Linked DNA regions of Homo sapiens: region 2 is linked to region 1. Evidence: chromatin loops called from intact Hi-C (ENCODE). Cell type or tissue: HCT116. All regions are shown on one strand. Each heading gives the region's core, and the rest is flanking DNA. Links, peaks and the distances in the headings are about the cores only.

Region 1 (9,259 bases), core at 743-8,742:
GGGCTCAACTCAGGCCTCCAGGCACCCTCCCAGGCACCGCACCAGGGATGCTCCAAATGCTCCAAGCCTGGGGTTGCTCTTGAAATCGGCTGGGAAAGTTCTGAGAGCCAGAAAGAGCACTGGACTTGGAGCCAAAAATCCTGGTGCTAATCCAGTTTCTCTGACCTCAGGCAACCATTTCCCTTCTCTGGACTGCACAACCTGCAAAGGCTGGGCTGGATGATGTCTGGGGAACTGAGCTCCAAAGCCTGGGACCAGGGGCAAACCCTCCCACCTTGCCTCTCACTGGGACACAGCAAGGATGGAAGGAGAGGCTGCTCCGATGACTCCAGAAACTGCAAACCCACGTAGCTGAGAGATGAGTCGTGTTTTGTGGGCGCTAATGAGCCAGCCTCTGGCACAGCCCCTTCGGCAACAACAATAGTAACAACTGGTACCATTCATTAAGACTGCATGCTGGGCAGCATGCTAAGCCCTTGCCAAGCTTCATTGAGGGGTAGGATAGGTAAGAGGTTCTAGCCCATATTTGCCAGTTATTGGCGTTGCAAGTCACATGACCTCTCTGTGCTTCAGTGGCTTAATCTGCAAACTAGGGGGAAATGACAACTATACCCACTTCATAGGATGGATGCAAAAATTAGAGAATTAAAACATGTAGGCTGGCCGGGCAAGGTGGCTCATGCCTATAATCCCAGCACTTTGGGAAGCCAAGGTGGGTGGATCACCTGAGGTCAGGAGTTCGAGACCAGTGTGACCAACATGGCAAAACCTTGTCTCTACTAAAAATATGAGCATGGGGGTGGACACCTGTAATCCCAGCTACTTGGGAGGCTGAGGCAGGAGAGTCACTTGGACCCGGGAGGCGGAGGTTGCAGTGAGCTGAGATCATGCCACTGCACTCCAGCCTGGGTGACAGAGCAAGACTCCATCTCAAAAAAAAAAAAAGTCCTCTGGGCACAGTAGCTCACACCTGTAATCCCAGCACTTTGGGAGGCCAAGGTGGGTGGATCACCTGAGCTCGGGAGTTTGAGACCAGCCTGGGCAACATAGCAAAACCCTGCCTTTGCCAAAAATACAAAAAATTAGCTGGGCATCACCTGTAGTTGGGAGGCTGAGGCAGGAGAATCGCTTGAGCCTGGGAGGTGAAGGTTGCAGTGAGTCGAGATCGCACCATTGCACTCCAACCTGGGTGACAGAGTGAGACCCCATCTCAAAAAATAATAATAATTTAAAAAATGTAAATCGCTTAGAAGAATGTCATCACATGGTGAGATACAGTAATTGAGCTATTATTAGCTTTCTAGACCTCATAGTAACCCTATGCTGCCACTTCTATGGTCCCTATTTTACTCCTGGGGGAACATAAGGCCCACAGACAGTCATCCTCTCCATTTATTGCATTTACTGTGTCCATCCTTCAGCTAGCACGAGGGATATGGTAGATGCCTGGCAGTAATGTCCCGGCCCTCAGGGTGTGTGCAGCCTCTCAGGGAAGCCGGATGTTAAGGATTTAATTACCTCTGTGGTATATGCCACAAGTGAGACGTCCCAGTATTGGGGTGAGAGGTGGGGATGGCAGGCCCAGGTGTGGTGAGTAAGTGGTGAGTTTAGGTGGGGTTAAAAGATTGCCTGGGAGGCCAAGGCAGGAGGATGGCTTGAGTCCAGGAGTTCAAGACCAGCCTCAACAACATAGCAAGACCCAATGTCTACAAAAAATTTAAAAAATAGTGGGGCACGGTGGCATGTGCCAGTAGTCCTAGTTACTCGGGAGGCTGAGGCAGGAGGATTGCTTGAGCCCAGCAGTTTGAAGCTACAGTGAGCTGTGATGGTGCCACTGCACTCCAGGACTGGGAGAGAGACAGAGACCTTGTCTCTAAAAATAATAATAAAAAACGGTTGCCCCACCTGGCACATAGCTGGTGGGGGGCTGAACCAGGATCTGAAGTTACACCTGTGAGTCCAAGGCCACCTCCCTTAACAGCTCTGCCACCTTCCTTCCCAGGAGCATCCCAAGAGGGAAAAATGATTATAAAAAGCCAAGCTGATAATCAGCTCCTCATGCACTTTCTGCTAAACAGCTGAGCTGCCAGAACACCTGGAATTTCCCTGGGTAGAAAGTTGGGCATCATTGTGGTGCAGCCTCTTGGCCTGTTGCCTGCACCTACTGGCCTTCTAAGAAGTTTGGGGGGAAGTAAGCATTGCATTTGAGGTGGCCTTCCCACTGACCTGGGGCACGTAACTACCTGGGGTTGGGGATGAAGTTCAAAGTGAACACCCAGCTGGGCCACTGGAATCAATACGCAGGGAACGTGCCCACTGAGATGAACACCCTCCCCCTTCACCCTGGGCGCCAACTCAGTGGTTAGTCCACCTCAGAGCTGCACCGGGAGGGCCAGGCAGACCTCGTCCCCGGGCTACTGAGCAATCTGTGCAAGGGCAGCGTAGCAGCTGGAACTACCAGAGGGCCCAGAAATGACAGCAGCAGCAAGTGGGGCAGAGACTCAGTCCCTGGGAACAGGCATGTCCTCCCCTCACACAGGAGCAGAGGGAAGGGATACCAACAGGTCTCCAAAACCTGGAGTTTGGAAGAATATAAAATGTCCCTCTGGTGGCCAGGCATGGCAGCTCACACCTCTAATCCTGGCACGTTGGGAAGCCGAGGCGGGAGGATCGTTTGAAGCCAAGAATTTGCGACTAGCAGGGGCAACAGAGCCAGACCCCGTCTCTACAAAAAATAAAAATAAAAAAATTATCCTGCCATGGTGGTGTGTGCCTGCAGTCCCAGCTACTTGGGGGCTGAGGTGGCCTGGGACGTCAAGGCTGCAGTGAGCCACGATTGTGCCACTGAGCTCCAGCCTGGGCAATGGAGAGAAACCCTGTCTCAAAATTAAAAAAAAAAAAAGGAAAGAAAATAACCCCAAAACCTCCCTCTGGGATCTTTTAAGGGAGATGGAACTGCTCTAAAATTGGATTGTGGTGATGGTTGCACAACTGTAAAAGTATTAGTAATCAATGAATTAATTGTACACTTAAAACAAGTACATATTATAGCATGTAAATTATACCTCAGTAAAGCTGTCTGGGGGAAACTCTCCCTCTGGCTCTGACCACTGAGCCATGCTCCGGGCCACATGTCCTGGGTGGGGTTTTGCACGTAGCCATCTGCGTGCCCTCTGGACCCATGACCAAATGGGCCATTCATGAGAGAGGGTGTGGGAAGCCAAGGGCTCAGTCTGTGGTTTGGGAGCGGGAAACCTGGTTTTCTGAGTGCTTCTAGAACCGGTTTCCCTGTGTCTGTTCCATCAGAGGAGCCTGTACCAGCCAGGCAGCACCCCTCCTCAGAGGCCTGAACCCTCCTGGGATAGGAAGCCCCTCCTTGGAGCTCCTGAGGCTGGGGGAAGGGTCTCAACAGGCTGCCCTGGGGGGCCTGGACCAGACTTGGCAGTCTCAGCAAACCTTGTACCTTTTCAGGGATGTGGCCCAGCAGGAAACCTGGGTTCCCCTTAAAAGATCCCAAATGTGGCACATGCCTTCAACTCTACCTTCAGCCCCCGTGGTGACCATGGCAACCATGGCGTCCTGATGCAGTTATTCTGCCCTTCTGTCTGATGAAGGGTCCCATCCTGAAATTTGGAGCTAGTTGCCCCAGCCAAGGGTCAGGTGCTTCTCACTTCATCCTCAGCTCACCCCCGTGTGGGGTGTGGACTTGGAGCTGAAGGGCAATGGCATGAGTCCAGCCTCTGACACTTCCTAGCTGAGAGGTAAGTCAACCAGTCTCAGCCTAAGGTCCCTCATCTGCAGAAAGGAGCATGGGCCTCCCTGGATTGTACGGATGCTCAAACAAGATAAACCATGCTCAAGGGTCCAGCACGGCTTTAGTACAGCATCAGCCAGACGCTGGGAGCTGTAATATCCGATATGGCCATGGGGTGGAGCCAGATACACATGTATCTCATGAACCGAGGGCTTCAAAGTGACCCAAAGTTACAGACGTGCCCAAACTCCAACCACCCTCAAGATCCAACTTACAGAGCCTGTGAAGGGGAAGGAGTCACAAGGTCTCTGGATGCTTGTCCCTTTCATCTCGGACTATGTCTATGAATATCTCCCATTCCCACAGCCATCCAGCCCCTCTCTAGATCCTGACTGTTGCATGCTTGGACCACTGCAATAGCCAACTGGTTCTGCTAGGACCTCAGAATGTCAGAGCCAGGAGATAGCCCAGAGACCCCTAGGTTCTGCCCATTTACCTGATGCTGAAGTGTAGCGATTGTTAATGACTGCCTCAGGCCTATCTCTTCTTGGCCTAGCCCTAGCCAAAAATCCCTTACTCTCACGGAAGATGAAATTTCTTTCAATCCTTGAAACACAATCTCAGGGACTCCCTCTGGCCTGGATGCCCTCCTCTGCCACTCTCCTTGAGTAGTGAGCTCTTGCTTTAGTCTCAGCCTGAATGCCACCTCCTCAGGGAGGCCTTCCTGACCACCTCAGCAGGCTGGTTTGTTGCTGCGCAAGGCCCTGCACCTATTACAATCAGTTGTTCTTTTTCTGTCTTCCCCATTATCAGCAGCTGTTATAAGCCCTGTTTTATAGGCAAGGACATTGAGGTTTTGGGAGTTTAAATAATTCCCAGGCCACACAGCAGGTGGGGGAGGAGCCAGGGTTTGCCAGAGCCTATAATGGTCTGCTGCCTCCTGTGGAAGCAAGCCAGGCCCATGCCATGCTATCCTCCCCCTTAGACCACCAGGGCCCCGAGAGTGGGGACTGAGCTACTTCTGAAGTCCCGGGCCTCACATAGAGATGATCTAGAAACACTTGCATGAACACACGCCTCCCACAAGAATGCAACAGAGGAAGGCTGGTCCCAGTGGCCGAAGACCCAGGTTCTAGGTTCAGTTCTGCCTTAAACTCCCCATGGAGGGGTAACTACCCAGGGACTAGGAACATGGAGGGTAGTGATAACCACAGGGGAACCAAGACCCACCTTGAACACAACATAACAGCAAAGCAGGCCTCAGCGCTCTTCCAGGGCTTACCCCTTCCGCCAGAGGCTCCAAAGGGCTCTGTAGGCCTTCCTTGGGGGTAAGAGAGTGGGCACATGGGGGTCTTGAGGTTTCAGAGAACATAGAATGCACAAGCCCAAGAAATTAATGGGGGACCCAGTCTACCCCCACACACTCCTGCACCAGGATACCCTTCCCTGCCACCTTCCTCCCCACCCTGAAGAAAATCCTGTGCCAGGCCTGAAAACAGAGTCATCTTCTCTCCCTGGACATGGGCCTCCCAGGCGTGTGCGCTATGAGCTGGGCTGGACTGGGGGTGTTTGAATCTGCTTCCCTCCAGCTCGCCGACCCAGCATGACAGCTGAGCCTGCAGAAGTCCTTGTTCCCCACGGCCAATGCCCCTTTCAAGTGGGTTGGACACAGCTTCCTGTGGGCATTTTCCTGCCACCTGCCCACCCAGGTTGAAGGGGGCATGGCAGGGGATGGACAAGGTTTATTTATCTAACGTTCTGTTCCCTCCCTCAGCCTCCCACAGCTCCAAGGTCCAGCTGGCCCTCCTGCCCATCAACATAAAGAGGCTATTTGTGCAGCAGCCAGTGGCAGGGGGCTGCAAGGACAGTGTGGCCCACGTCCCTGGCCAGATGGGTGGTGGCAGGGCTTTACAGAGCACACAGAGCCATCTTGATGATAGGTGTCTGACCAGAATGCAGCCAGGCATGTGTGGGTGGACTTTCTACCCCAATCCCCCAGGAGAGACAGGGACTTGGGATGCCCTGGAGTTTCCAACAGCCTGCAGGGTGGTAGGGGCAGCCTCGCTCCACAGGCAGCACCAGCCCTGGCCAGGACTCCCAGAGCAGAGAGGGATGCGGTGAGATGCTCCTCTCCCAGCTCTCACCTTCAGCTCGGCCAACCCAATTCCATTCCCCCAGCCTTTTTGGGGTGGCTGCTCTGTACCCAGGCCTGGGCTAATGGAGGAAAGGAGAAGAAAAACAGAAAATCCCATTTCCTGAGCTTTTGTGATGGGTTAAGTACATAGGGGCATTTTCTACGCATTTGCTCCCTTGAACCTCACAATCATTTTGCCACATGTACCACGGGGGCCTTGCACAGATGGGGAAACAGACTGGAAGAGGAGAAGTGAGCCATTCAAGCTCACAGGCAGAGCTGGGTGTCCCCACAGTTGCCACTGCAGTTAATTTAACTCAATTCACAATTTCAGCTTTGACCCTTGAGGTGATTAGCCTACGCGGTCCCTGGCATACAGCTGGCACTCAGTAACTACCTGCAGAGTGAAGGGAGGCTGCTGTGGAGAGGTTCCAGGGCTCTGTCCACAACCTTCCATTTGCCTCCTAGGAAAAGGAAGGGAGTAGGAGGGTGTATGACTCAGTGCCCAGTTTGTGATCCACACGCATCATCCCAATTCATTCTCCCCAGTGCCGGAGCAGTGACTCCGGGTGACTTACAGAGAATGGAAGGCCACGCAGTCAACCCACAGCAATGCTGCTGGTGAGCAGGGAAGCCTGGACTCTAACTCAAGAGGCTGGCAGCCAGACATAAGCCGAGCAGTCGCCCTGCCTTCCCGAACAGGCCAGACCTGGCATTCGACTGGGATTGGGGATGTGGGGCTCCTGGAGGAGACACCCCACATTCTCAGTGCTATTCCAGCTGCACTGCCACACACACCACCTTGCCCCTCGTCTTCCTACGGGAACCCTGAAGCAGGGCTGGCAGAGTTCATCTGTCCTCCTGGGCTCTGCTTCTCCCAGGCAAATGGCAGCAACAACCTCTGTCCCCCTCACTGGACTCCCCACAATTTTACCATGCAGTCCAAGATGAAACAACCATCCCCAAAATATAAATGGGAGGGGAGGATGAGAAAGTCATGCAGAGGAGAGTGTTTTCTTGAGTCTGACCTCCTCCCACCCCAGGCCCCAAGCAGCATCTGCCTCTGCCCTGGCCCTCCTTCCCTGGCAGCCTCCCTCAGTGTCCTAAGCCAGCCCCTGCACCACCTTAACCAGCCCGGCCCAGTTCCCAAACCTGTGCTCTGGCTGGGGCAGGCCTCCCGCAGGATGGCCTCCCCTTTTGGCCTGCCCTGGGGTTCCCCGCAGGAGGCAGGGACACTGGGGGTGGACTCTGCCCCATGGGGAGTGTTGGGGGCCCCTGATGGGCAGGCTGAGGCAGGGATGGTTCTGGCCTGGCCTCAGTCCATCCTCCTCTCACCCCAGGTCCCTCGGAACATTGGGGCATTGTTCTACTGTACAACAGAGGGTGGCTCTGTGGCCCTGGGCTGAAGAACAGAAACCAGTTTAGCAGGGCTATCTGCTCCTCCCATGCAATGTCAAGAATTTAACCAGGATCATGGCTGGCTTCAGCAGGAAGAAACAAGCCGAAGGGATAAGCCCAGGGTGAGAGCAGGAAGTGGGAGGTGACTGTCTACCCACTGTGTGGGCCCACTATGTGTCCCATCGTGGGTAAGAGGTGGGCTGGTAAGGCCAGTGGGCTGGTAAGAGGCCCAAGAAGAAAGATACTAAGTGAGTGACAAGAGCAGGGCAGATCAGCTCAGCCCTGGCCTCAGTTTTCCCCTCTGTGATATGGGTGCACCAAAGGCATGTGTGCCCACCCTGCCCACAGGCTTGGACTGCCAGCAGTGGTCAAGAAGGCTGCAACCTCAGCCCTGAGGCTGCAAAGGCAGCCTTGCATCTCCAGAAGTGGAGAACGTGTGTATGTATGTGGAGGGAAGTGATGTGGGCCTGCTGCTGCTGTGCGCTTCCACCCGGGATGTCCCCATCCCACCATGATGGGGACAGCAAACACTGGCCTTGGCAGTGCTGACACCGTGCCAGGTTTGTTTGGCACTTTATGTGTGCTAAAGCATCATCCTCGCAACTGCCTTTGGAGGCAGCAACGATTCCCACTCTACAGATAAAGGAAACTGAGGCACACAAGGGCCTTGCAACTTGCCTGAGGCAAGTGGCAGAGCTGGTCTCTGACCCCTGGCCCCCTGACTCCGGAGAGGTTGAGAATCCTCCTGGCTCTGCTCCCCGAGGTGGGCAGTTCAATGTATAACTCTATTAAATAGCCTGGCTTTATTTTGGCACAGTTGGGCAATCACCCAACACTTACTAGGTGCCAGGTCCTGGGGGTCCAGAGATGTGGGTTCCTTGGTGGGGAGAGATCCATAAACAGATCCCAAGGCTGCCAGGTTGCCAGCTCTAGGGAGGGCTTTCTGGAGGAGGGGCCCAAGCTGAGTCTGGAGACAGAGTAGGATGCAGTTCCAGAGCGAGTGGGGAGGAGAGGAGGGTGCTCCTGGTGGAGGGAACCATGGGGCAGAGCATGGAGGCTGGCGACAAGCTAAGAAAAGAATGAGGGCGTGGCCACTGGGCCAGGAGGCTGCAGAGATGCAAAGGTGGATCCTGGGGCCCTACGGCCAGATCTTTCTCCCACCAGAACTGCATCCTCCTGGGAATCTACAGACAGAGTTCCTAGCGTTCGTTTCAAAGACTTTTAGATTCCTTATTTCCACTGGATGAGAATTTAAAATGGAACACAAAGAGGCATTTCTGGGTCACGCAGTTGACCACGTGGTGAGTCCTGCCGGGCCAGTTTGGGCCTGCCTTTAGCTCCTGTTTGCCCTTGTTGACACCATATGGGAGGACTGCATCTGGGGGTGAGGGGCCTTGCCTGTGGAAGCAAGGGATTCTCAGGAGATCAGGCAGAGCAAAGCAAGGGGGAGCTGAGTCAGTAAAGTGGCCTCAGGACACTGTGCCAGGAGGCAGGTCATGCTCACAGTGGGGTCATCTCAGCTGCTACAGAGGGTGTCTCTTGGTGTGGCTTCCATGTGTCTTTTTTTTTTTTTTAAGATACAGGGTCTGTCTCTGTTGCCCAGGCTGGAGTGCAGTGGTGCAATCATAGTTCACTGTAACCTCAAACTCTGGGCTTAAGCAATCCTCCTGCCTCAGCCTCCTGAGTAGCGGGGACCACAGGCGTGTGCCACCATGCCTGGCTCATTTTTTTTCTTTTTTCTTTTTTTTGTAGAGATGGGGGTCTCACTATGTTGCTCAGGCTGGTCTCAAACTCCTGGGCTCAAGCAATCCTCCCGCCTTGACCTCCTGAAGTGCTGGGATTACAGGCATAAGCCACCGCACGGGGCCAAGGGCATGTCTTTATCTGCCTTCTTTGGGATTTGGTGACCAAGGGTCTCCTCATCCCAAGCTGTCACATGGCTCCCCAGCAATTCACACAGGAGAGACCAAGAA
Region 2 (9,259 bases), core at 506-8,505, 310 kb after region 1:
ACCATGCCCGGCCCATAGTGTGGCTTTTTAATTTAAATTTTCTTTATTGTTAAACTTTTTGAATAGGTAATGCATTCATGTAGTTTAGAATTCAAAAGGTACAGAATTGTAAACGGTGTAAAATCTCCTTTACCTACTTGCAGCCTAGCATCTGCTTCAAACACCCTAGTTGAACTAGTTGACAGTGGTCACAAGTGAGTTGCTAATAGTCAAATCCTATGGCCTTATCTAACTGTTCTCCTTAAAAGTCTTGTTTCTTAAAATTCTCCTCTCACCTGGCTTTTGTGACACAGCTCTGCTCATTCTCTGTGTTCTTTATCCCCTTTTGTCTCCTGAAATGTAGACATTTCTCAGTTTTGCCCCTGTAGTAAAGAACAGTCTTTACCTTGATGATTTTATTGCTAGTCATGGCTTCAACTGTTGCAGATAGACAACTCCAAAACTTAAATGGTAGCAGTTGTATAGAGCATGAATTGTAAAGTCATACAGGTGTGTGTTCAGATCTCAGTACTGACACTTACTGATTAATTTTCTCACTTACCATTTCTAGGCCTAGTTTTCCTAATTTGTAAAATGAGAGTGATACTACCTATTTGGTGTTGTTTATATAGCAGTTATCTAGTACCTGAGCTATAGTAATGGTTCAGTGAATGGTTGCTGTTGCTATTATTGTTTCTTGTTTTTATTATCAGTTTGGGCAGTAAGCGCCCATTTTCCATCTGGGTGTTATGCTCCTCCTCATTTCACCTAGGCCTTGTGACCTTTTTTGGTCACTGTATCTCAGTAGCACCTATACTGAACCCCAAACATTCTGTATCTGCTCTCCTTTCTTTGTTTTTCTTTGTAACAATTCATCACCACCAGACACATTTGTTTATTGTCCCCTCTTGCGAGTGAGAATATAAACTCCTTAAAAGCATGCCATGATCGCTTCATTTATTGATATGTACCCAGTTTCTAGAACAGTTCCTGGCACATTGTACAGATGACTACATACCTGTTCAGTGTTGACTAAAGAGTATAAACTCAGTAGAGAGAAAACCAAACTCAGCATCCTTTTCCTTCATCTCCATCTCACCTTTCCCCACTCACTGCAGGCCCACTCACTGCCAGATGTTCCTTCATCTCCATCTCACGTTTCCGCGCTCACTGCAGGCCACTCACCATCAGATGTTCTTTTCTGCATTCCTGTTCTCTTAACTGACATCTACGCTAGAAACCAGAATTATTTTTCATTTCTGTCACACCCTACATTCAATCAGGCGCCAATTAATTTGGACTCTTTTTCATAATGTGTCTCCTTTCTTTCTCACTGCTATCCTGGTGCTTGTTTAAATTATTCAGGAATTTCCTAATGGGCCTTCTAATTTCTAGTTCCCTTTCCTTTCTTCCCACTCGCCTGCCATCACCGGAGGATTTATCCTCAAGGACATCTCTTGACACTGTCATACTGATGTTGAGAAATCTTCAGTTCCATCAGAGTAAAATGTAAATTAATGCCTCAGTTTGACTGTGAAGCCTTCATAGTGCCACACCTGAGTCACAGTCACCCTTTCTAGCTTCCTCTCCCACTAGCCACTTTGTTCCCAGTCCAGGTTCCAGCCTTGGGTATAATGGCCACTCCTCATACCAGCTCCTCGGCTTCCTGCCTTTGTGCTGTGTTTCGGCTCTGTTTCTGGCATGCCTTCCCTATGCTCCCTATCAAATTCTTATCTTTCCTTCAGCACTAAGCTCATGTTTCACCTCTTTTGAGAACCCCTCCTATATCCTTCCTTCTTTTCCTGTGCTTTGTACCTCTACAGCACCACTTATCCCTGAATCACTTCTCCACAAAGTCATTGATACCTGTAACAAAATGCCATAAACTGGAGGCTGGGGAGTCTGAGACCAGGGTGCCAACACGGTCACGCTTTGATGAGGGCCCTCATTTGGGTTACAGACTGCCGACTTCTCACCGTGTCCTCACAGGGCGGAATAACAACTCTCTTTAGCCCCTCATGAAGGCACTCATCCCATTTGGAGGGCTCTACCTCATGACCTCATCCCTTCTCAGAGGTCCCACCTTCTATGCATAGTATCCGCACATTAGGGATTAGGTTTTTATATGGATTTGGGGGGCACAGACATTCACATCACAATGGTGCCTCTTACATTTCTCAAGCACTTATTTTTGCTCTGTATTATGGGGATAAAAATGATTCTGATTTAAGTTGTACCTTTAAACAGCTTATATTATAGTCTAGTGTGAAAGAAAATACAGGCGCATCGTAACTAAAATAACAAGTAGGCAGGGGTAAGTGCCATGTGGGAGAAACACATAATAGTTAATAATAGGTACCATATATTAGAGTGCATAGTATGTGTAAGTACATCATTATCACATTTATACTTCACATAGCAAATTATCCCTATTTTTACAGCAGAGGAATTGAGGAATTAAATGGTTCTCTAATATAGGGAAGTTAAGTAATGGACCCAAATTGTCCATTTATGTGGCTGAGCTGGACTTGCACATAGGGCTGTACAAAGCTTATGATCTTAAAAAATTGAGCAGGCGTGTCTTCTTGAGGATTATATACAAAGAAAGTGTTTTGGACAAGTAGTTTTATCTTGGCTGTCAGCATAAATTCTATATATAATACCAGCACATAGCAATTTCTTTTTCCCTTTCTTTTTAAGACACTGGAAGAAGAGTTTGCCAGGAAACTACAGGAACAGGAAGTATTCTTTAAAATGACTGGGGAGTCTGAATGCCTTAACCCATCAACACAGAGCCGGATTTCCAAATTTTATCCTATTCCCAGCTTGCATTCCACCGGATCATAACAAAGGGAAGCATTCTGTGCGTGGGTTTGGCTCTTTCAGTATGTCATTCTGTTCTCATCTTCTGCCACAGTCTCTCAGATAGCTCATGAAGACAATCACCTGCCTCACCTTCTAGGTGTTTTCCTTTTTTGTTTTTTTTGTTTTGTTTTGTTTTTAAGCAAAGATGAAGGGAAAACGAACTAAGACAGACGCTAGGCCATGTTGGCAAAGTAGCATCTTGGTGACTAAGGTGACTTTGTATATTCATCTTAAAAATTATGTTCTTTAGACACTGCTACCTGAAAACTGTTGGAGAAATAATGTTTAAAGTTATTTAAGAAAAACTGTTACATCACTAAGTATTAATAAATTCTTCTTACCTGACGTAACTTCTCAATGCCTAAATTCTGTAGTTGAAGCTCTGCTGCAGAGAGTTGGGATAATTTTCTTTTGGTGGATCAGCTCTCATAAAAAAGCTATGATTTGCTCAAATATGCTGTTGACTCAGTAAATGAATATATTTTTTTCTTTAAATAGGAACAACCTCTTTTAAAAGAGAAAAATTATTTCAGTGATTTGTCAAAACGAATTACCTCTTTTGGCATGAGCTAATAATTGAGGGTGCTAATTTTCTTAAGATAGTGCCTAAAACACTAAATTTCAGTCAAGTCGTAAGTAGGATTTTCTTTTTGATCAACAGGGACAAAAACATCTTTAGAATTAAAAACATGGTTGTTTTGGAATTTTTGCTTCTCTTACCGTTTGATAGAAATTTTCATCCTAAAATACATGTACAAAGTTTGGAAAGATGAAAAAAAGAGGTAGCTTTTAGATTGCAAACTGGAAATGTAAAACTCATGAAATTTAAGCAATATAGGTTTAGCTATCTGTGTTTATTTTCTAAAATAATACCTGAGCTGGTTAAATGATTTCTCTCCATCTTAGCTAATTCTGTTTAAAACTCTGTCAGAGGCCTGCAGGCTGTGAGTTATATTTATAAATATATCTTCAGAAATTAATCTTAAAAGAGGCATTAGTTCAGAATACTTTTTTAAAAGTTTAAATTAAATATTTAGGCACGTCAGGAATTACTTTTCCTTATTTTGAAATGAGGCTACTTATGTCTTGGTTTTATTTTGTTCCATGTTTAAATCATTCACTTTGATTTGAGTGGGAAAAGCCTGAAGCCTTTATCATGTGGTTGCTGGTGTGTGTAATTATTAATGAAATGTTCACTCCTAGTCCCTTATGAGGCTTAGAATTTCAACCACGTGTCAGGTCAGACAGTATTATAAACTGTACTTTGCTGTCTGAGACAGCACATTTGTGAATGATGCTTGCTGCCTGCCATTTTCAACCTATTCTCTCTTAAGAGTGCTAGGTACCAAATTGTGAAAGTTTGTTTTCAGTTATATTACTTTTGAGGCTGGTGAAAAATTTAAATGTAACTTTGTGGGAACACTGATTCATATTTAGAAAATGTAAATGTCTGTAGCACTTTCTTGCAGTTAATTTGAAAACTTTGGATGCTGAACCTTGTTTGTCAGTGATTTAGATGATTTAAAAATGCATGTGTGATTTGAATTTTATAATTGTTTTGACAAGCATAATTTACTTGGACAACTTCGTAGGTAGCCTTAACTTCTGGCCAAGTTTGTTTTTTATATAAATATATATACATATATACATATTATGTATGGTTGTAAATTCATACACTTATCACATGAATGTGTTACTGTATACAAAACTCTTAATGCTTTATTCTCAAATGCTGGGTTGAAAAATGTTTTGAAAGCCTTTTAAAATATATATCTTTATAAAGTAATATTCAGGATGATGATAAAAATTGTTTATATTGTTATGATAAAAATGACAGTATAATGTTGCCCAGTGTATTTAATGATTTATTTGAAGAGGGATTGGGAAGGAACGTCTTCATACCACTTTCTCCTTTGAAATTTTCAGTTTATTGACTTTTAAAAAATGAATACCTCAGGCAGTAGACATTTTTTTTCTAGTATCATTTAATTGATACCCTGTGCGCTAAATAGTGTGTGGTGCCTGATTAATTTGGTCTGAATATTTGATTCTTTCTGTTCCTTTCAACTTGACATTCAGATTATTGACTCAAGGAGAGAGGCTCAGAGTGGAATGGTTGGCGCTGTGGGTAAGGTTGGATCTCCCTTAAAACTGCCTTTTGGATTCAGTGTTTGTGCTTGAGTTCGCTTTCAAATATGACCATAATCGTGTGGGTGCAAGACTGTACAGTGATACATATGTAGAGGTAAAGCATTCATTTTAATACTTAAAGTTATATAAATCTTTTCAAAAAGTGTTTTGTTATAAAATACGCTGTTTGTACCCATACCAGCCCACCTCTTCTGAGGCCCTGTATTCAAATAGATGATAGTGATCTATCTTTCCTGCATGAAGTGTAGGTGGCGAGTGGGCGAGGGGCGCAGACTTCTTTGAAATCGAAGGGTACAGTCAAATCTACTGCTGATTTGGTTGTTTTGTTGCTGTGGCAGAATATGCCATGAAACACATACAGACTTCTCCGAACGTGCACCCTCATCAGCCACCTCCTCCCCTCTTTCCCTGAGTGCTGTGAACACAGCAGACCTGCACACTTCTGCAGATCCAGCTCCTACAGCTTGGGGCACTAGGCTGCCTTTCCTAGTCCTGTCAACAACCATACAGTGCGAATTGCTGAATTAGCTGCTATTCTATGTGGAGTCACATTAAGCTTTTTCTTATCTTTTTCTATGGGGAAGCTATAGGGTGGGTAAGGAAAAAATGTTGAATGCTTTTACTTTGCTGAAAATATTAGAACTCTCTTGTGACAGGATACAGCAAATTATAATTAAATATAAATTACCAGAACCAGAGCTACCTCTAAGTCATACTTCCTCAAGCACAAAGCTCTCAGGCATATGAGACCCACCTTAATGAAGGGTCTCTGATTTCTTGAGCATCAGCGAGTTTCAGAAGTGACTATTTTTTTGTACTCTTCTAGTTTCCTTGTAACTATACACTTTTTCCCATTCCACACTGTGCTTAAATGACAAAGACTCTTCTGAGAAGCCAAATTCTGTCCAAGTATTAACTAGAGATATTGTTGATTAAAGAAAATCTAGAACTGAAGTGAAAGAAGAGAGTTCCAGTTCTAATAGTCTTTTGATTAACAATTCTTTTCTGAGAAATGATTTTTATAAGAAATGGGGTGATTCTTTAAATGCTTTTCTTAAGTTGAAGGCACAACAGTTAATGGCTGTATTGTTGCTATTCCGTTGCTGACATGTTTTTGATAAAGCTTTAACATTCCTGCTACTAATTTTGGCGGAGAGTGTTTGCCAGGTTTCAATGTGGGCTGCAGCTTTTTGTGCTCCTTCTCTGGTTTGCAGTGTAATGAGTTCATAAGCTAAATTTTCAGAAAGAATTTTGTTTAAGATTATGCCTCTTATCTACTTGAGAGCAACATGTCTTTTCAATCATGGGATTGACACATGAAAAATAAAGTTATTTCTTAATCAATTTTGGGAAGCAGTCTTTTATTGAGAATCTTTGAAACTGGAGTGTCCTGCCTGAGAACACTTTGCAGTTGTTGGTCCTAGTTATATTGTAAAACTTGCAGTCCCCGCAGGTCTTCTGACCCTTCCAGAGTTAGTATTCCTAGCTGTGTGTAGTCCACAGCATACACGCAAACACACACACACTCAAATGTAGTTTTTAGTGATAACTTGCTGGGGGTTGTCTTTCAGAATGCAAACCCCTCCTTTGGGAGGTGCTTAAAATATTTCTATCAGCCTATGTATATATGTGTATGTTTTTAATTTCTTTTCCTCTTGGGATGGATGATTTTTCTCACCAAGCATTTCACAAATCATATGACCTCACTTCTGCAAAAATAGTCTCTTCGTCATTGATAACGTTCATGCAAGATTCAGTAGACGCTAGGCAGCATCACTCGGCACGTGTCCAGCTGGAGGGAGGCATGGAGTGTCATTTTCTAATCTGGGAGCGTTGTGCACTATTGAGCTCATTCTTGACTTAAAAAAAAAAAATGAAACAAAAGAGGCTAACATCCATTGCCATCCAGCTGAGGACATAACCTCATATCTGCCCATCCTCTTTCTGAGTTTTGTCCAGAGAAGGTAGTAAGTTTGGACTTGTACCCTATTTTACTTGAGCTAAAACTTGATGAAGACTTTGGGTATCTTAGGTAGATCTAGTAACAAGGAAAAAACTCCTATGTCTTGATTAATCAAGATAAGGATCACTATTAAAGGGGATATAATACTTGAACCCCTAAAGCTACTTTTTTTTAAAGGGTCAAAACATCTTTTTCCCCCCTTTTTTTGGAAGTTACTTTTAATAAGTGTAAAAGCTACAATTAAAAAGTAAAAAATTCAGCCTTTGGGTAAAACTAATGAATTCTTTTGAAAAAAAATTATTTAAAAAGCACAATTCCTTTATTATACACAATAGTTTTGCTTAGTAAAACTCAAGTTGTTTGAAATCTGGAGGCTGTATGAACTAATTTTTATTTTATTTTTGTTTTATTTTTTGAGATGGAGTCTTGCCGGCTGGAGTGCAGTGGCACGTTCTCAGCTCACTGCAACCTTCACCTCCTGGGTTCAAGTGATTCTTCAGCCTCAGCCTCCCGAGTAGCTGGGATCACAGGTGCCCGCCACCATGCCGGCTAATTTTTTTGTATTTTTAGTAGAGATGGGGTTTTGCCATGTTGCTCAGGCTGGTCTCGAACTCCTGGGCTTAAGCAATCTGCCCGCCTCGGCCTCCCGAAATTCTGGGATTACAGGCATGAGCCACCGCGCCCAGCCTTATTTTTAAAAAATTCTCATTAATTCATAGCAGGCAATTATCAGGATATAATAAAAGAGGCAAAAAGACCACGTAGAGTGTGTAGTGCTTGACTGGTTGTTGCCGTTAGCGGTTGTTTGATATAGAGGAAACAAGTGGAGTGTTTTTTCTGGGATAATATGAGATACTCAGCAGAGACCTTATGGAAAATAAAGTCTTTTTAGAAGAGTAGTGGTGTAGAAATAGATGCAATTTAATCCCATTTTTAATTATCCAGCAATTTGAGAGTCACAACTTGTAACAAATTCACAAAGTGGCTAAGTAGAGTCTCTTCTCAATTGGAGTGTCTGATTTTACTGTGCATTTCTTTGGGGCATTTGAGATTTGTACATTTTTCTTTAATAGAAGTTTCTATATTCCATATATTACTTGCCCTACAATCATAATTCCATTGCCCCAGGATAAAGCACTACCTAATTGCAAGTAATCTTCTTGCTCATTTGTTGCATGTTTATTTCAAATAACTTATGCTTGGGGAAAACTTTCATGTGCTTTGTAAAATCCCCAGATTGAGTTCATAGTTGCAGGTATCTAAAGATTTGCCTTTGAAGACCTCAGGGATTGAATGAAATACCAGAAGCTATGCCCCAAAATACAACCACTTTTGTTTTCTTGTGTTTGTAATAAACAGTGTTAGAATCAGACCCAATTAACCCAGACTATTTTTTAATCTTTCTTTGGTCAGACGAATCACATTAAACATGATATTAGAAAAAAAAACTTCTTTAATGGGAAATTTTACGATTGAAATGATGTTTCATCTTATAGACCACAAACAAATGTTTTTAGACATTGAAAAGTGGTTAAAGACCAACTGCGCCCAGTCCCCCAAGTGCCATTTTCTGAGTGCAGAATGGAGGGTGACGTCTTGAGCTGATGCTGTGTCCCCAGCATCAGGTTTTCTGTTTTCCCTCTTCTCCCTTTATTCCTTCCTTGTCCATTGCCCTCAACCTTCTTTTTCTGTTTGCTCTGGCCTGGTTCAGTATAACATATCCATGAACTCTAGTATGGGCCTACGGACAATCATAGCTACAATCAGACTTTCTAAGCAAATGGGAATGTGATATACATATAACCATTAGAAACCCTATCATCACCTCCTAGAGGGGAAGTGAATTTCTTAATTTTTTTAGTTGCAAGAGTCACTTCTTAGCCAACTGACTAGAGAATGCAGAATGAACAGGGGAGGAAGGAGCTGATGGCACAGCCTTAGAACAGTAACCAGAACACACCCCCATCAAGTGTCACCTCCAGGAAGGCGCCCCACCCCCATCCTCCGTTTTCTGGGCTCATATTTAGGTAAAGCTCTAAGACTCCTGAGCCAACTTTTATGTAACTGGCTTTCCTAGGCTGGGGCTTGAACTAAGTAAAGAAGCCAAGGAGTTCAGATCTAGATAGCAGAGAAGTAAGTCTCATTCTAAAACATTGCAACTACTGTTAGAGTCCACCCCATGAAGCTGTTTCAGATTGTGTATCTTTGACTGAATTCTATAAGTATATATTGTTCAGACTAAAACAAATGTTGCTAGCTAGGTTGGCTGTGCTGTCTCAGTAGGACATTGACAGACTCCAG

The links. Hi-C counts contacts between places; a loop is a spot of excess contacts. Peaks named below come from ENCODE experiments on the same cell type or tissue, not always from the same donor. Only the 100,000 strongest peaks of a DNase experiment are listed, where the experiment ranks them.
Region 2: a loop joins it to region 1, with 3 times the contacts of the local background. A loop is called at or near these places in 3 of 110 quality-filtered maps.

The regions. Positions count from the first base shown.
Region 1 is chr10:103,709,163-103,718,421 of GRCh38, forward strand. All of the region lies in intron 5 of SH3PXD2A (SH3 and PX domains 2A), which reads right to left. Among named protein-coding and RNA genes, the nearest start is that of SH3PXD2A-AS1, 33 kb to the right of the region's middle. RefSeq lists an enhancer at 1-473. In HCT116, for the core only: CTCF peaks have their summits at 2,626 (motif pointing left) and 3,920; DNase peaks (open chromatin) are centred at 3,959, 6,439 and 7,269; H3K27ac peaks cover 1,511 bases.
Region 2 is chr10:104,022,895-104,032,153 of GRCh38, forward strand. SLK (STE20 like kinase) reads left to right here. Exons shown (of 19, transcript NM_014720.4): 19 at 2,680-6,339. The coding sequence ends at 2,826. COL17A1 (collagen type XVII alpha 1 chain) reads right to left here. Exons shown (of 56, transcript NM_000494.4): 56 at 8,392-9,259. Among named protein-coding and RNA genes, the nearest start is that of MIR936, 21 kb to the right of the region's middle. In HCT116, for the core only: a CTCF peak has its summit at 5,476; a DNase peak (open chromatin) is centred at 5,447.